Linked DNA regions of Homo sapiens: region 1 is linked to region 2. A link is a contact called in ENCODE Hi-C or POLR2A ChIA-PET data. All regions are on one chromosome and are shown on one strand. The core of a region is the stretch at or near the end of the contact, and the rest is flanking DNA. Distances in the headings are between cores, read along the strand shown.

The links. A loop is a pair of places that touch in the nucleus more often than their neighbours do. ChIA-PET counts read pairs that join two places held with the same protein, here RNA polymerase II (POLR2A). Pooled maps may share reads with other maps.
Region 1: a map of endothelial cell of umbilical vein shows a loop between it and region 2 (6-fold over the local background). The contact joins two enhancer-like sites. A Hi-C loop is called at or near these places in 1 of 168 maps with a recorded cell type or tissue (endothelial cell of umbilical vein) and 3 of 50 pooled maps. POLR2A ChIA-PET finds 5 or more read pairs at or near these places in 3 of 52 experiments (GM12878, Panc1 and activated T-cell).

Annotation. Positions count from the first base shown.
Region 1 is chr3:41,158,457-41,162,187 of GRCh38, forward strand. No RefSeq gene overlaps it. Among named protein-coding and RNA genes, the nearest start is that of CTNNB1, 39 kb to the right of the region's middle. Within about 2 kb of position 1,500, at least 6 of the 41 ENCODE cell types and tissues checked have a DNase peak (open chromatin) inside an H3K27ac peak, as active enhancers do.
Region 2 is chr3:40,968,987-40,972,915 of GRCh38, forward strand. No RefSeq gene overlaps it. Among named protein-coding and RNA genes, the nearest start is that of CTNNB1, 230 kb to the right of the region's middle. RefSeq lists enhancers at 1-287, 2,126-3,325 and a silencer at 2,618-2,667. Within about 2 kb of position 2,650, at least 29 of the 41 ENCODE cell types and tissues checked have a DNase peak (open chromatin) inside an H3K27ac peak, as active enhancers do.

The DNA of each region.
Region 1 (3,731 bases), core at 250-2,749, 190 kb after region 2:
TTTTTTTTTTTTAAGTTTATTGCTCACAATTTATCTTCTAACAGAAGGGAACAGCTGATAAAAGAAGCCCTCCTTTGTTCTACATTTCCTGCCCAGGTCGCTCAAGTTCTGTTTGCTTTGACTGTCTCTGGAGTGCTTGCTGGGTGAGGTCAAGGAAGGGAAGGAGAAAACCCGCTCGCTTGTAGTTGGAGTCACAGGAAACCAACTGCAAGGCTCCCGCTGTGTAAGGGGATTGGGGGGATGGGCAGAGCAGGAGGATGAGTGATCAGCCTGGACAAACCTCAATCTGAGAAGAAATGTGTATTTAAAGCCTATACTCAGCCTCAGGACCTGCCCAGAAAAAGCAGCCTACATATATATAGAGAGAGAGAGAGAGTCAGGTCACACAATTCTACCACTGGACAGAGGAGAACACCAAGAAACCGAGCAGAGTCAGCACTTGCCAAGATAAAAGAGCCAAGTAACAGGCATAACTGAGCCTCAAACCCTAGCTTGCTACCCCAGAGTCCTTGCTTTTTCCTGGAGAGGCAGAGATGGGAGAGTCTACAACCCATGACTGTTGGCTTCCACTCAACTTTGGGTGATTAATCCACCCACATTATTTACTGAGCACCTATTATATTCTAGCACCTGTCTAGGTAGGCGGTAGTGGGGGAGGCAAATTCCCACACTTGAAAAATCCCCAGAATGAGAGTGATATGATTTGTGGCATCCATAAAGTTGTGCAACTCACCTGAGTGAATCAGAGTCTAAAGCACTGGAAGCCTTTGTGGGAGGAAGTGGCCTCTTCAGCCTGCCCTCCCAGAGGCACAGGCTCTGCTCCTGAAGTCCTGCCTCTTGAGATGGAAGCTTTTACTTGTCCTAAGCAGGCAGGAGTCCTGAGAACCAGGTCTTTACAAGAAGGAAAGGAAGTACTCCTTGATTGAACACCTATGATGAGCTAGGCCCTGTACTAAAACCTATACACTATGTGCTTTGATCCTCAAAACAATTTTCTACAGATTAAGAGACTGAGGCTTCAAAGAGAGGATTGTGAGAACTGATTTCTAGGGCATCTGCTGCAAAGCACCCCCAGCCCTGTACTGCTTACTTATATTCAGGGATCCCAAACCACACTTTCCACAGCAACTGGTCAATGGCCACTTATAGTTTGTCCATATTGGACAGCACAGATTTTACAGAACATTTCCATCATCACAGACAGTTCTATTAAACAACACTGAACTAAACCATGAGAGTTGGCAGCTCGTAAAAGCACTTTCCACCACCCTGTATTTTTAATCCACCTTCCACTCTCACTTTCTCCAAAAGTGGCCATGCAGTAGGGGATGTTGTAGGTGCTCAATAAATATTTCCTGAATGGATAAGGAAGATGTGGCCTGAAGATAAGAAGGAAGTGGAAGGAGGCAGAGTTGGAAGTGGGCCTGATTTATTCAAGAAATGTTTGGTAGCTGATTGAGAGCTTGAGCAGACCGAGAAGTCCTTTCTCTGATGTCACCCAACCCCACCCATGAAAACACAGAAATGAATGGTGACATAATTTATGGGAGCAATAAAAGTCATACCTACCCATTACCTCTTCAAATGACTCATGTCTGTATGTGCTCACAGTGAATGTTTTAAACAGACCAGAACAGTGGTTAGTGCCCATGAGGACAAGTGTCTCTTTAAAATAAAAATTTTTAGTCCTACTCAAGTCAGAACTTGAGAACTCGGATCCTGGAGTTCCTGTAACCCAGTTCCTTTATGGTTCATGTGGAAAAACTGAGGCCCCATCCTAGTGACTGGCTCATGGTCACACAGCCAGTTGGAAGCAGTATTGTTCTCCAGCCCACTTGCCACCTAGAATACAGGCTAAAATGAGAGCAGATGATCTTTGTCAGAGCAGGTGGACCAAGGAACGGGAAGATTGGGTGCCCAGCGAGCCAAGGGTGAGATCAAGATAATAAGGAAACCAGGAACAAAATAAAACAATAGGTTGGGAACAACCCCAGAGCAATAGAGTCAACCAGGGGTACATTAAGAAGGGGGAAGATACTGTGGTCTGAATGTTTGTGTCCTTCCAATATTTATATGTTGAAACCTAATTACCAAGGTAATGGTATTAGGAAGTGGGGCATTTGGGAGGTGATTAGTTCACAAGGACAGAGCCTTCAGGAATGAGATCAGTGCCTTTATAAAAGAGGCCTCAGAAAGCTAGCTAGCCCCTTCCACCATGTGAGAACACAATAAAAAGGCACCATCTATGAACCAGGAAGCAGGCCCTCATCAGACACCAAATTTGCCAGCACCTTGATCTTGGGCTTCCCAGTCTCCAGAACTGTGAAGAATAGATTTTTGTTGTTTGTAAGTCACCTGGTTCATGGTATTTTGTTACAGCAGCCCAAATACACTAAGACAGAAGACAATTAGAAAAAAAGTCTAGTCTGACAGCAAGTGGTGGCAAGGATGATGGAAATGAGCATTGTTGTATACTACTGGTGGGACTGTGCATTGGTAGGACCCTCAGAGGGCAATTTCGCTGGTAGAATTTAATATGTGCATCCCTATGACCAGTAATCCCACTACTTCTTAGGAGAAATGCTTGCACATGTGTACTCAGACACATGTACAGGGCTATTCATTGCAGCTTTGTCTGTGATCATGAGCAACTAAAAACAACTCAAGTGTCCAGTTGTGGGAATGGATACATAAAATACACTATACCCACAAAATGGAATACTATGATGCAATGCAACAGAGTGTAGAGGATCCATCCAGGGCCACCACAGTACATATCTTTCTATGAATTAAAATAAGATGATCCCCTCTGGGTGAACGAATTCCAGAAAGGCATCCCTTCCTCTGGGCTAATCTAGTGGAGATGGGCAGAGTTCCAGCCTTCCTCATACCCTCCTGGCTGTGCGACCAGACCAGTGGCTCTGAGTCCAGTCCTACCAACCTGAATGACCAAGTCAAATGGAAAAACAAGTTGTGGAACAGTGTTTAAAACAGGATGTCTTTGATATATTTAAGCACATATTCTTCATGTTTTCTCTAACGATAGCAATTCGTAACATGCATGTTAATGAGTAGGAAAAGAACTGGAGGAATACACACCTTCCCTGCAGTAGGTGTTACCTCTGGGGCTGCCAGGGGGTAAGAACTGTTGGTCAAAGAGGTCTTTAACTTTATCAGTTGTGTTTTGATTTAACTTCTCACAAGAAGAATGTACTTTCCTGTAATTTGTATGATTAGAGTTAAATTTTAAACTAAAAACTAAAGAATGGAAAGGTGGGCTTTGGGCACAGAAGGAGAAATTTATGCCATCCTAGGTGACACCCACCATCACCGCTACCACTGCCAGCACCAGATTTAAAGGCACACTGCTACATGGGCCAAAATCCCACACAAGTCCATTCTGACCTCAATTCTGGGATGAGGTAGGGTAGAAAGTGACAGGGACCTCAGATTAGATGAAAAAACCTTTTAGAAATCAGAGAGAAGAAGGCTTGCTGAAACCATATCTCTTCTAGGCACACCTGCAGGCAACCTTGATGACTTCGGCCCTAAGAATCCCAGCTTTGTCCCCAAGGCTGGAAAACAACAGAGAAAATAGGAAGAAGGTGATGGAGCCTCCTCATGCCCATTTACTCCTAGAGAGCATTTGTAAGGAGCACCTCTATGCCCAATAGAGAGTGCTAACAAAGTCAACACACCAGCTGAAGCAACATCAAAGGAAGCATCCAATG
Region 2 (3,929 bases), core at 1,400-3,899:
TCCTTGGGCCCTAGGGCAGCATACACTGGCATCAGTGTTCACAGGTTCAGGTGGGTCAATTCTTGGGCCCCTTGAGGACTTGCTCAGGTGCTAGTAGTTGCCATCATGGACCTGGTGGATGGGTGAGTAGGCTTCAGACCCTGAACAGCAAGCATGACATGGGCAATGGCAGTATCAGTGGTGGAACAACTGTCTGGCTCCTGAGCAGCCTGCACTGGTATTGCGGGTGGCTGCAACAGGATGGGTGGGCCAGTCCCCAGGCCCATATGTGGCATGTGTGGGTAGGTGCCAGCTGTAGTGGTAGTGACACATTGGGTGGGCTCAACCTCAAGCCCTCTGGAGGAGTGCTTAGGTATCAATGATGGTGGATGGGGTTAGGTAATCCTCAGGCCCCCGGGAAGCATGCTTGGGCATTGGAGAGGGTGAAGCTGGGCCAGGAGGACCTGGTTGCACATGCAGGTGCTGGCTGTGGTAGGCAGGGGTTGGGTGATTTTCAGGCTCTGGAGGAATGCTTACATGAGTGCAGGTGGCAGCAGCTTCACTGCAGCCCTCCTAGGGAGGGAAGGGTTGCTTTGAGTGGCAGAAGCAGTAGGCAGGTGGCTGGGGAGCATGTATTTCAGCCCCAAGCGGCAGTGGCAGGTGGGAGTGTCTATCCTCAGGGCTCATGAAAATGTGCAGCAGCTTGCACTTCAGCCTTGGTGGTCAAGAGGTTCTTTCGTGGCTAGGATTGCAGGAGTCTGTGTTGGGAATGCAGACCACTGGGGGTCTCTGACTTACCCTTTTCCTGCATTGGAGAGCCTCTCCATACTCCTAGCCAATCAGGCTGCCTTGCTTTCCTCTCCTTCCTTGCTTTAGGTGTTTCCTATCGCTTTCCTGTTGCATTCCAGTGTTCCCTCTTAGATGATCTATTCTAAGTGTGATTATCCACTCACTGTTTCAGTTCTTTGCAGAGGAAGCAAGTACCAGATGCCTCTAGTCAGCCATCTTGAAGCCTTGTGTCTATTAACTTTTATTTTCATTTTCAAACTATAAAATTCCTGTTATTTTCTTAATTCAACATGCTTTTATGAATGTAACAATATAAGCGTTTTAGTTCATATAGAGCCTCATTGTCCCAATCTTTTCTTAACCATTAGCCCTTCTAGCGATGTGGGTTTTTTTTTTTTTTAATGTAACCATTATGACTAGGGAAAAGAATATTACCCAGTAGTTTTCCCCTAAGTTAAACAAGAATTCCTTCTCACCCACTAAATTGAGTCACCCTGCTAAGGCCCCCATGAGCCCCTTTTCACTTTCTGTATTACTAAGCCCTTTGCCCAGCCTGACTAGATGGCAGCTATTTCCTGTGGGTCAGAGGGTTTTTAAGGCCTTTTTTGGAATTCTCCTTTCCTCTGGCTCAGGTATAAATGGTAATACCAAAAGGTAGTAGGTGGTATTTTAAGGAGACTGCTAGTGGACCTTCAAATGCTTTTCATTTCAAAACTTTAATTTTAATAATATTGCTCTCTTAGTTTGGGCTCCCTTAAAATCACAGCCTGAGACTAGACACAAGGACTTGGTGCAGGTGGTTTATTTGGGAGGAGATCCCAAAAAGCAGAGGTGAAAGAAAAGGGAGAGAGTGAGACAGGGAAGAATGAAAAGCCACTGAGTGTGCATCATTAAGGTTGCTGCTTTGGGCAACAGGGGCTCAATTCTTCTGTGACCTTTGGCAAGTGTGCAGAATGCCTTCTAGAATGTTCCCTCCAAAAGAGGAGTGGCTAGACTTGCTTACTGGCTCTCATTCTTCACTGGTTAGAGATGGCTCCTAGGGCGTTACCTCTCCATACTTGCAGGTTGTACTTGCTTGGGGGCTGACTGGGCTCCCAGTTTCAGAGATGGCTTTGAGGCAAAAAAACAGGGAAGCATTTTTCATGTTTCAAGAGGGCATTGTCATGGGAACCCACATTGCACTCTCTACCAGATCTGTGACAAAATCATAGGTGTGCTGAGGGGATTTGTTACAGGGTGCCAAAAGCATCAGCTACGAGCATATTGTCCCTTCTGAATAGACTGTTCCCCATTGTCCCTGTGGGGACACTTCCCCACCAATGGATCACCTGGTCATTGCTGTCCAGTCCACATGACATTGATGGGGAAGGTCACTGCTATTAGCCTCCCTTGACCGATGTCAGGGCTGTAAGGATCACTCTCCTCCATCTTCCTTCCAATCTAGCCCCTTGTCCATATCCTCCCTCTGTGGAGCTCACCTGTGTCTGGAAGGAGTTGTGCAACCTCAAGTGGCCTCAGTGAAAGCTGCAGTTGAAGAGAGCAATTCAGTTGACCACAAAGGAATGTGACAGAGAATCATCCAACGCTGCCTAGAACATCTCTCCTGCTCACCTCACCTGGCATGCTCACATGCAGCCATGTGGTCAGGGCAATACCGAGGCTGAGTTCAGTGCCACCCTGTGCTGCCCCTTGCCGGTGAACTTGTCACACTTGTTTACACATGTTTGCAGGCCTCTTTCTTATGGGCATCAGCAGCTTGTTGAGGACCATTCTATGTCTTCATTTTGTGCTCAGAACCTAATGTAGTGCCTGGACACAAAGGGTTCTCAGCAAACACTTGTGGATACAAAGGAGGGAGGGAGGGAGGGAAGAGGGAAGTCGGTTGCTAGGAGATAAAATGATTTGCTTATAGCACAGTTGCCAAAAATAAGTCACAAGTGGGGACTTCCCAGAACTAACCGTTCAGTGCAATACTTAGCTGAAATCTATTGCAAAATGCAGTACTTACTTAGGCACTTACTTTTGTCTTTATTGTTTTTTAAGAAAGAGATGCTCCAAAGGTCAGTGACTCAGACCACTAGGTGACTTGGCTGTGGTTTCCTATGAGTCAAGCCTACCAGACAGCAGAGGACAGAGGTGAACAGGAAACTGGGCCAGAGAAAAACCAGAGAAACAGAGAGTCAACACAGACGTCAAGGAGGCTTCCGCCCAGCTCTCTCAGGCCAAAGGGGCAGACAAACCCGTGAACTCCCAGATATTCATGTCCAAGTGAATGCAGCTGTACGAACTTCAGCTTGAAAACTTCTCTCAAATAGCAGGTGGGGAGAACAGGTAGTAAATGCCTGGGGTTGTGGCCGCTTCCTTCCCCAGCAGAGCTCTGCCCCAATGAGAACACAGGAAGGGTAGATAAGAGAGCAAAGTGGGCAGTTTTTCTTATTTATTTGTTTGGGTAAAGGAAAAACAAAACAAGATGTGAACACGCATATCTTCACAAACTGTAAAATTTATCTCTGTCCTCTATTCCCTGCATCCTTCTCCCTACTCTAACATCTTAACAATCCTAATATTTGCCTATTGTTACACAAAATGTACGCCAGTAGATATCAACATACCAATTAAAAAAAAACGAAAAAAATACTTTGCTGTTTTTCCTTGAAAGCACAATGACATGAGGCATCTTTGGAGAGAAGAAGCTGCCACAATCCGATGCCTCCTCGTACCTGCTACTAGCTGTGTAGGCTTGTCTGATCTAGCCCCCTGGATGTGAACAAACTAGAGCAACAGGGAGAAGCAGAGATGCAAAAGAGTTAATCATACAAATTGCTGAGTGTGCACAGGAAAAACATACTACATTTGTAATTGTGTTTACAGTGTACAAAGCACTCTCCCATATTCCTCATAATCTAACAACAATCCTGAAATCATCACTATTTACGATGCAGAAACTGAAGGAACAATAAATGGCATGTCCTATGCCATACAGCTAATACCAGGCAGATCTTGGCATTGAACTAGAGCTGTCTGAGCCTAGACCAAATATTGTTTCCAGGATTCTGCAGCAAACTCTACCAACTAGGTACCTACAGCCTCCCCTAACCTGCCTTCGGTCTCCTGAGCAGAAGTGTTTATACCTCAGTCCCAGCATGCAATAACCGTAACAG